Regions from separate parts of the Homo sapiens genome. Here regions 2 and 3 are each linked to region 1. Evidence: chromatin contacts called from ENCODE Hi-C data. All regions are on one chromosome and are shown on one strand. The core of a region is the stretch at or near the end of the contact, and the rest is flanking DNA. Distances in the headings are between cores, read along the strand shown.

Region 1 (3,222 bases), core at 723-3,222:
GATACGGATAAACCACTGTTAAAAAAAACAACAACCAGGGTCTTGTCAATGTTTCAAAATGAATTAAAATCAAATCCAGCAACAGGCCCTGAAATCCTTTATAAGCTCCTTTGACTAAATTAAAAAAATTAACTTGCATAATATGAAAAGTAAAAAATAAAATGTGCATTTATCCTATAGATTATAAATTTTTGCTAATAGAAATTGAGACACTAAATTAAACACTGATAGTTTTAACAGGTTTATATTTCCATGTCAAAGAGACAATTAACATTGCAGTAAAAAAATAATTACCCCTCCGCTGGCCTTTGCTTTTTGAAGCTATATATTCCTGGCGAAGCATACCACAAGGACGGTCATAAAAGTGAAGCCTCATTAAATTACTTTTAGACTTATTACACAAGTTTTAATTAGCATTGTACATATTTTAACTGTACATATATTCTTTCAGTTTTCCTGGTTATAGGAAATTACACTGGCTGTGTCAACATTTGTCAATGTGAGGACAAAACTACCTTGGATTCTGTTTTTCAAGAAGTAGGCCTCATTTTTAAACTGTGCTAACTGTCGTCTGAGATGACTAAAATACTATCAGTTGGGATTTCTCAGGAACAGTTCTACAGTTCTGTCGTTTGCTAAACATACGAGCATTGTCCCGAGCAGTTTCAATCACTCAGGCCGCCGGACCTCTACCTCTAACTCACAAAGAAAGCCCATTTCCCTGTTGGCTGCAAAACTCCCCCAAGAAGCAAGTGCTTGCTCCTCGCAGCAGTAACTGATCCTACGATCCTTGTTAGCATTTCAGGAAGTCGCTGCCTGCGTGCCCCGTATCTCACGGGTCCTCCACTCTCCTGGAAGGTGGGAGAGGGTGACCCCGCCGGGAGGCTGGGGAGAAAAAAGGCCGCCTCCAGAAAACTTAGATGGTTAGCAATAATTCTCCCCAAGGAGAAAGAAAGTGTGCTTGAAATACACCTTTCCTACTGTGTGTGTGTGTGTGTGTGTGTGTGTGTGTGTGTGTGTGTGTGTGTCTTAGTCATTCCCACCCAGGATATTCGGGACTCACTGACTTCTGAGGTGGGTTTAGAAGCTCTGTTCGCCTCAGTTTCCCACGATTGAGGGGCTGTGTGAAGGGAGGTCCAGGTTCAATGGTACTGCGAGAACCACATGTCTAAGTCGTTGTAACCCGAATGGGGAAGCCTCCACCGGCGGTTATCTCCTCCTCCTCCTAGCCTGGGCTAGAGACGAATTATCTGTTTACGAAATCACACCAAACAAAACAAGTGCCGAATGCGCCCCGGACTTTTCGAGGGCCTTTCCTACCTGGTCTTCTAGGAAGCGGCTGCTGCCCTAGACGCTGGCTCCTCAGTAGCATCAGCACGAGGGCCACAGCGGCGGGCGCCCCTGGCGCTGCCCACTCCCCCGTGAGCCGCGGGATGTGAACCACGAAAACCCTCACTCGCGGCGGGCCGCACGCGCGCCGAATCCGGAGGGTCACCAAGAACCTGCGCACCATGTTCTCGCCGCCTCCAGGGCCGAGCTCGGCAGCCGCTGCGCCGCCCTTTGGCACCAGAGGTGAGCAGCGCCACTCCTGCCCCCTTAACTGCAGACTGGGACCCACGCACCGCCCCCTGCCCATCTCCGCCCCGCAGGCGCGCACCCGCCTTCCCTGAGCGCGCCCGCCCCCCACCTTCACCCCCACCCCCACCCCACCCCCACTCCCACCCGGACCTCCAAGATCTCGGAACGGCTCTGAGCCCTGCGCACGCGGGAAGGGCTGCCGGAGGCGCCCGTAGGGAGGCGCGCGCGCGGGCGGCTCAGGGCCCGCGTTCCTCTCCCTCCCGCCTACCGCCACTTTCCCGCCCTGTGTGCGCCCCCACCCCCACCACCATCTTCCCACCCTCAGCGCGGGCGCCCCGCGGTGACGGCCCAGGGGCCGGACGCCTGGAACGCAACTCCAGGCAGCTCGCCCCCTAGCTACATCCGTCACCTGACACGGCCCTACCAGGAACAGCCGCGCTCCCGCGGATTCTGGTGCTGCTCGCGTCCCCGCTCCCCTATTCCCCTTATTTTATTCCTGGCTCCCCTCGTCGAAAGTCTTCCATTCTTCAAACTAGATTATTTAAAAATGAAAAAGGAAGAAAGGAAAGCGAGGTCATCTCATTGCTCTATCCGCCAATCAGGAGGCTGAATGTCAGTTTTGAACTAAAAGCCGCTCCGCTCCTCTTCTAGATTTGGAAAACAAGCGAAATTAAACTAAACCGCTGCACGCCTCTGACGCGACATCTGGACACGGCGCGGCGCTGGCGCTGCCGGAGCTGTCGACCCGGCCTGGCGCCGGACTAGGTAGGTGGAGTCGCACCCGGGGGTCCCAGCTGGGTCCGGGCGCCCATTCCCCTCCCAGCTGCCCGCGTCGCCGAGGGCGCCTGGCTGGGACAAGCACCGAGTCCTTTGTGTCTAGCCCATTTTTATTTTCGGTTTTAACCTTCACGACAGCCGCGGAGCATCTGAGCGCTTCTTCCTCTTTCCTCTTCCCCCGCGCTCCCCTCCCCTGCTGGCCGCTCCCCTCCTGTCGCCGCGTCCTCGCGTAGAATGGTTGTCTTGGCGACCGTTGGCCGCTGCCGCCTCCACGCTCTGCCCCGCGCCCAGACACCCCGACTCCCCTTGATCCCGCCGCCTGACTCCTCGGCGTACGTTCTCTCTCCGGTCTCCCCCTCCATGTCCCCTCCTCCCCTTTTCTTCCACATCACCGATCCTTTCTGGACTCTCTCCCTTCCTCCTTTCCAGCTGGGAGACAGGAAAAGCGGTCCTGTTTGGGAACAGTAAAAGCAGGGCAAGGAAAGGAAGGAGCGGCAGAAAGGAGGGGTGAGTCGAGGACACAGGGGCAGCCGGAGAATGCGGAGGAGCCGGGTCCTGAGCGCGGTCTAAGCGAGGCTCGGCTCTCGTCCAGGAACTCGGACGCGGGCTCGCCGGCTCTCCGCGCGCGGGAAGTCGAGCCCAGGACGCCGCCTTCAGGCCGGCGCGCTGACCCGGTGCCCCGACCCGGAGCCTGCGGTCTGCCTGGATCCGTCCTAAACCTCGCGGGCTGGACCCGCGGCCTGAGTGGGTGGGTGTGTGCCAGAGGATTCGGGACTAGGCCCAGCTCCGGGAACCTGGAAATGTGGCCCGCTTCTCAGTGGCTTCCTGTTCATGCGCTTGGGCCTAGTGGCCTAGTTGAAGAAGTGG
Region 2 (3,502 bases), core at 534-3,033, 4.9 Mb after region 1:
CAAACCAAACAGCACTTGTCCCAAGACTCCAAAGACTGTTCAACATCAACTAACTTATCAACAAATTACATTATCTGACTAAAGGAGAAAAAGTATGTGATCATCTCAACAGAATGCCAGAAAACCACCTGATAAAATCTCTACATAAACTGTTTCTACTCTACCAAAGAGAATAATGAGCAGAGGATATGTACAGAAAATTACATAAGAAGAAATCAAATGGCAAATAAAAATATTAAAATGTTCAATCTCACTAATAAGGAAAATAAAAATTAAAACAAACTATTAATTTGACCCACTAGTCTGGCAATTTTTTTAAAAAATGCCATCAAAATGTCATCAAAAGCTAGTTAAGAATCTCAGAAATAGGTATTCTTATATATATACTGTTTGGACTATAAATCTGTAAAGTCTCATTTGGAAAGCATTTGGTGGCATTCATAAGTTTTTAATAGCATAAACTTTGACCCAGGAATTTCAGTTCTCACACTCTCTCCCAACATAACTCTTGTAGGAGATATATACATAAAGGTGTTTGTATTGTAGTCACAACAATACAAAAAAACCTGCACACCCAAATATCAGAAAAATATAATACAATACCAGGCAGTCAGTAAAAATAACAAACCACGTATATAAAGAAGCCTATCACAACAATGCAGGTATTCAACAGCGGGAATAACACAATACAGCTTAAGTGTAGGAACTTAAAAACACGTATCTCACGAGGAGTGATTAAAAGAGGCCGCGTATCAAAATACTAATGGAGGGGCAAGAAAAGGGACTTGACGCTTTCCCTTTATTTCCTCATTGAATGAATTTAAAGTACCTATTCATTCATTTGTTTTCAAACAAATTATGAACTTTTTTAAAACGGCGTTCTCTTGGCAGACTGGTGGCGTATAAAGAACATGGCTTTTGTAGTCAGATATTTGGATTCAAACCTAGGAGCTATTAACAAACTCTGTGACCGTGGGTAAAGTTTAACTTCTTTGGGCCTCAATTTTCTTATCTCTAATGCGGAGTTAACCATATCTACGAAAAGGTGAAGACGAAGGGAGAAGTGTTTGGCTCGCAAGGGAAATGAAGGCTAGCTTCCAACTCGTATTCTTCCGGCAGAGTGAAACCATAGGAGTGGAAGGAGCCAAGAGTTTAAAAAATAAATTAAAAAAAAAGTGATCAGGAAATCCAGAAACTTGAAGTTCAAGATTCAAGACACGGATGGGAGTGTGGGGCTCACCAGGACTTAGGTAGGAACATGAACCTCAAGGACGGACGACCTTGAGATTGCCGCGCTAGCAGTGAGCTCCAGCCTGCGCCCCATCCCTCTGGAAGCCCGACTTCTTCCGAAAAAGCAGCAGCTCCAGGAAGCGGCCAGAGGGGCGCGCACGCACCTGCTGCAAGGAGCCCGAGACGCTGGAAGAGTCGGTACTCCTCCGCTTCCGGCGCTCGCTGCGCTCCACGCTGCTCCCGCCCCAACAGCTGCCGCCGCTCCCACCGCCGGTGACACTTCCACTAAAATTGGCGTTCCCACAGCAGCTGACGCTCCCGCAGCCCCCGGCGCTCCCGCAGCCGCTAGTGCTTCCACTGCTGCCGCTGGCCAACGCGGGTACGATGTCCGGGGCCGCGAGCGCTGCGGCCGCCTCCTGACTGCTACGTTTGCGCCGTTTCTCCCGGGAGGACTTTTTCCCCGTCATGATCCCTCTGCTGCAACCATCGGAGGAAAGTCCGCTGTCTCTGGTGCGACCGAAGCCCGACTCCTGCGGCCGTGGGCGGCAGGCACTGGCGTCGCAGGTTATGCGTCACTTCCGGCCGTGGCACAGAACGTGGTGAAGCGTTATGGGCCGGGGTGGCAGGGGGGTTGCCATAACCAGTTGCGCTTCCCCCTCCGGTCGCGGAGGTCGATTTGAGTGTGTAGCGGGTAGCCTGTCTAGTCAGAGTTTGTTTTGTTTTGTTTTTATATCTCTACAAAGGATAGAAGGTGGAACTTACGTCCTTTTAACTTCAAAACTTTTTATTGTTAGTGTTTTGTCTGTTTACAATAAGGTTGAAGTATAGTTGCTGATTCTCCATTTCCGTTTACCTCCAAATCTTAAGATATTAACAACGCTATGACAATAAAGAGAATAGGGAAAAGTTGTTCCATCTCATTTTCCTCATCACCTGGGCAAATTAGGTATTTCTTGCGTAGAGTCTGACATGGACAAGTAGAGCTTGAGTTCGTTTTTGAAAATTGAGAATGGGTCAAAGCTTTATGAGATTTTATGGGTGGATGTAATCTAAATAGAAGGCAGATTTTAAGACAAGGGAGCTAGAACACTTAAAACGTGAACCAAGGTCTTTGTCGTTTCAGCAGGGGCCTTTAGCCACTGAGGGAAAAAGGTAGAGCCTGGGGCAAAGCTAGCTGGGTGGTAGTAATTCTGTGCCTTTCCCTGGGGTAAGAAGCAATTAAAGAAGCTTCCCTTCTCTTTGTCTCCTATTTGTCTCAGTCATTCAACAACTACTTAAATGCCTAAAACCAGCCTAGGGTTAATAAATAGGGACACTTCCAGCCCTAGGAAAACTGTCTTCCCCCAGGCCCCACTCTTAAATTGGCCTTGTAAGGTAAATCCTGGGGCTGAGCCCACTGTGTTCCCAGGAGTTCCGTTAAGTATCACACTCATTGGAGTCATACCTGAAAGGATTGAGAGTGTTGTGTTCACAGATAGGAAAAACACATAAAATTAATAACATGTTACATTTATAAACCTGTTATGAATTGTGTCCCTGAAACCATCATAATTTTAATAAAACTAAATTGCTAGATTTTTTCTTTTTTCTTTTTTTTTTTTTTGAGACGGAGTTTCACTCTCGTTGCCCAGGCTGGAGTGCAATGGCACAATCTCGGCTCACTGCAACCTCCGCCTCCCGGGTTCAAGCATTTCTCCTGCCTCAGCCTCCTGAGTAGCTGGGACTACAGGCATGCGCCACCATGCAGGGCTAATTTTGTATTTTTAGTAGACAAGGGGTTTCTCCATGTTGGTCAGGCTGGTCTCGAACTCCCGACCTCAGGTGATCCACCCGCCTCAGCCTCCCAAAGTGCTGGGATTACAGGCGTGAGCCATCGTGCCCTGCCAAATTGCTGGATTTGTGACAAAAGATAAGCTTTTAGTAGAAGCATAGCTAAACGTTAACCAACTTTTCCTATAGCCCACTTCCTTATAGCTGCTTATTGCTTTATAGATATCTTTGACTCGGTTAAGAAATCTCAAGTTTTCCATTTTGAGATATTTACCAGATTCTGTACTCCAATGGTGTTACAGAAGTTAAGAAATTATTTTAGGCAGATAGAGAGGTAAAGGGGTCTTTGGGAAGTTTTTTTTCTTTTAAAGCAGCTCCAGAAATGTTTCTTGTCTAGCAAAAAAGCTGGGCTGGCAAGCTATGATATGCAAATGCAGGCCGTTAGAAACTGGGTTTACTCAGTATGGCGATTCCCCTCTTCTTCTTGTCCCCACATGTGCCT
Region 3 (3,034 bases), core at 301-2,800, 5.0 Mb after region 1:
AAACTCCATAACCTGGCTCTTGCCAGCCTCAAAACCTGCCCTCACCTCACAGCTAATTCCCTCCTGTTTGCTCCTCCAGCTGCCTGGAATGCTCTTCCAATTCAATCCTCCCTATTTGCTCTTCCACGACCAGCTCCATCCATCTCATGCTTCAAATGTCAACTTTAAACAAACAACTCCTCAGAGAGGCTTCCTTTAATATATCTCTCCACCTAATTAACTGTATGTTTTCTTCACATGCCAGTTTTTAATTATTTATTGGCTTGTTTTTTAATCTATCTTCCCCATCAGACTGTAAGAAAGCTCCAGAAACACTGGCAACTTGTCTGTCTTTATTCCTCTCCAGTATCCCAAACAAAGAGGAGGCACTCAACAGTTATCAACTGAATTTATGGATGGTGACTCAAATTCTAAAATCTCTAGCAGTGGGAGACCTACTAAATAACAAAATAACTAACCTCAATTTTTCTTTCTCTGAACTGCAATCTGTCTTCTAGGTCTTAAATATCCTGTTACAACCAGCCAAATCAGGGCTGAACCCGTGAACTCGATCAGGACTGATTCCTAACCTTTTTCTTCTTTTTTTTTTTGGTTCGTGAACCCTTCTGATAAATCCTTTGAAGGCAATGGATGCTGCTTCTCCTCAAGAAACAGCACATGCACAGAAACAAAACATCCGAGAGGTTTCACTCCCTCAGGACCAGCACAGACCACAGACTAAAATTCTAACCTGGACGAAAAGAGGATTCACCAGTGCAATTTTTGAGAACTAAAGTCTTCAAAAATTAAATTTTACAGAAGACTACAGAGCATCTTCTTCGAAAAAAAAAAAAAAAGAGGACATTTCAGATGCCTTCAAACTACCTCACTTCGGAGGGTGCAACTGCAATCAGTAAATTTTCAAGTCTAAAAGAAACTTGGGAGATCATCGTCCAAAAACTGAAGGCCCAAAAGGTAGGAGACTCGTCTGTGGTCAAGTTAGCACAACAAGGCAGGTCTTTGGTCCCCCAACCCTGTGCTCTTTCCACTTAAATCCCGATGGTTTCTTACAGAGTTCTAATAGTCTGAGAATTGGAAGGGAGCGGAGAGCAGAGGGAAGGCTGGGGGGAGAGAGAGACGGCAGGACTGACAGGGAAGGGTCACTCTCCTTCCACTCTCCGGGAAGCGTGCAACACAGCCGGGGCAACCCGACTCCCAGCGCTCACCTGTCTGGGGCCCAGAGGCGGGTGGTGCGGTCTCGGGACACGGACACAAAGGCTCCCGGCGGATAGGCGCAGCACACCAGGCCCCGTACGTCCAGCTCGTGGCCCCGGAGCGAGCAGCTCAGCCGGTACCTGGTTGCGCCGCTCGTCATGGCCAGTGTCTGTCTGGCGCCCGGTGCCCAGGCACTGTGCGAGACCAGTCCGCAGGGGCGACTCGGAGAGCGCCGGGCCGCGGCGGGAGAAGAGCCTGCAGGTAAGGGGCGGCCGGAGACCGGAAGAGCCCGAGAGCCGGTACGGAAGGGCGGCTGGGAAGGGGCGCGCCGAGCGGGCCGAGTGACACAGCAAGCCTGACAGGCACTCCGGAATTCATCATCGGCCTCAGCCCTCCATGACGCAGAGTGTGTGCGTCCCAACCGCCGACGCCGATGCGGAGCTGAGCTGGCTTTCCTCCAGGGCTCTGGACTCCCTGCTGAGCAAGAGAGAAAGAGGCCCGCCCTTCCACCAGGACGCCTGACCCTGGGGTCCTTCCCAAACCCGGGTCTCTTCCGACTCCGGGCCCAACAGTTTGTGGTAAATCGGGAAGCGGGCCGGGACTACAATTCCCATAATGCCGCGCCAGCTGGCGTGGACATCCGGCGCGCCGAATCCGGATATTTTAAACCTGAGTCTTTCGCGCTGGGCATGGCGGAATGGCTGAGTGAGGTTGTTTGGTGTCTACTGTTAGGTCATCCTCACTGCTTTTCCCTGAGAATCTCGAGGTTTTTGCAAGTTAACCTTGTTTTTCAATTAAAACGAGAAAGCTTGAGGCCAAATTGGGAACTATTAATCATTGAACTATTCCTCCGTTTCAAGTTATCTGAATCTCCTACTCTCTGTTGTCAAATTTAGCAAATACGGTGGTCCAAGTCAATTTTTTAAAGGTATAACTACTTTTCTCTGGCGGCTTGTTAAAATGTAGATTCTGATTCAGTAGGTCTGAGTTAGAGCTGAGATACGTATTTTTAACAACCCCGCCGCCCACCCACCCGTGGTGCTACTTGCTAGTCATTATCAGACCTTATTGAGTGCCAGGGTAAACATGACCTGTCTCCTTACTTTGTTTTCTTCCCATCCGCTATTCTCTCGCATCCAACTACACTTTTCCACAAACCTTTCTAAATTGCTAAGCCCAATTCACACTTTTCTGACTTCTCCCTTCCTAAAACTCCTACTCTAGGTTTGGAATCACTTTTCCCCTGGTTTGGGAGATCATTCTTGAAATGCTGACTTTTGATACTTCTTTGCTATCATATCCCCTCCCTGGGTGGATTATTTACTACTTGGCTTATTTCTAGAGCTGTATTCCCATATTGTCTTCTCCAAACTCTAGATCTGTATTTCTAGCTATCTGTTAGAAATCTGTACCAATTAGTCCTACTTAAATTATTTCAACATTTCTCTGGCCTTTCTACCCCTTCTCTCCAGCCAATCCTACACATTAAAATATAATTATCTTTCTGAAATATACACTTAATTGTTTTTTCTCTGTTTGACAACCTGTGATGGCTTTCCATTATTTTTTTTTTTTTTTTTTTTTTTTTTTTTTTTTTTTTTTTGAGACGGAGTGTCGCTCTGCTGCCAGGCTGAGTGCAGTGGCGCGATCTCGGCTCACTGCAACCCTCGCCTCCCGGGTTCAAGCGATTCCTGCCTCAGCCTCCCGAGTAGCTGGGACTACAGGAGCGCGCCACCATGCCCAGCTAAATTTTGTGTTTTTAGTAGAAACGAGTTTCACCATGTTGGCCAGGATAGTCTCAATCTCTTGACCTCATAATCTGCCCTCCTCTGCCTTCCAA

The links. Hi-C counts contacts between places; a loop is a spot of excess contacts on that map. Pooled maps may share reads with other maps.
Region 2: a loop to region 1 is called in a pooled map, with 12 times the contacts of the local background. The contact joins the promoter of CAAP1 here to the promoter of CDKN2B-AS1 in region 1. A Hi-C loop is called at or near these places in 2 of 37 single-sample maps with no recorded cell type and 6 of 50 pooled maps.
Region 3: a loop to region 1 is called in a pooled map, with 13 times the contacts of the local background. The contact joins the promoter of PLAA here to the promoter of CDKN2B-AS1 in region 1. A Hi-C loop is called at or near these places in 1 of 168 maps with a recorded cell type or tissue (B cell), 2 of 37 single-sample maps with no recorded cell type and 9 of 50 pooled maps.

The regions. Positions count from the first base shown.
Region 1 is chr9:21,992,819-21,996,040 of GRCh38, forward strand. It overlaps CDKN2B-AS1 (CDKN2B and CDKN2A antisense cis and trans regulatory RNA 1), which reads left to right and starts at 1,973. Exons shown (of 19, transcript NR_003529.4): 1 at 1,973-2,343. LOC124902130 (a long non-coding RNA gene) reads right to left here and starts at 1,210. Exons shown (of 2, transcript XR_007061436.1): 1 at 1,068-1,210. It also overlaps a transcript of CDKN2A not described here. RefSeq lists silencers at 1,647-1,906, 2,227-2,426.
Region 2 is chr9:26,891,019-26,894,520 of GRCh38, forward strand. It overlaps CAAP1 (caspase activity and apoptosis inhibitor 1), which reads right to left and starts at 1,784. Exons shown (of 6, transcript NM_024828.4): 1 at 1,395-1,784. The coding sequence starts at 1,697. RefSeq lists enhancers at 1,183-1,762, 1,334-1,513, 1,594-1,813, 1,763-2,342, 1,944-2,013.
Region 3 is chr9:26,945,692-26,948,725 of GRCh38, forward strand. It overlaps PLAA (phospholipase A2 activating protein), which reads right to left and starts at 1,551. Exons shown (of 14, transcript NM_001031689.3): 1 at 1,206-1,551. The coding sequence starts at 1,354. It also overlaps a transcript of IFT74 not described here. RefSeq lists enhancers at 626-1,301, 1,045-1,304, 1,302-1,975, 1,565-1,874.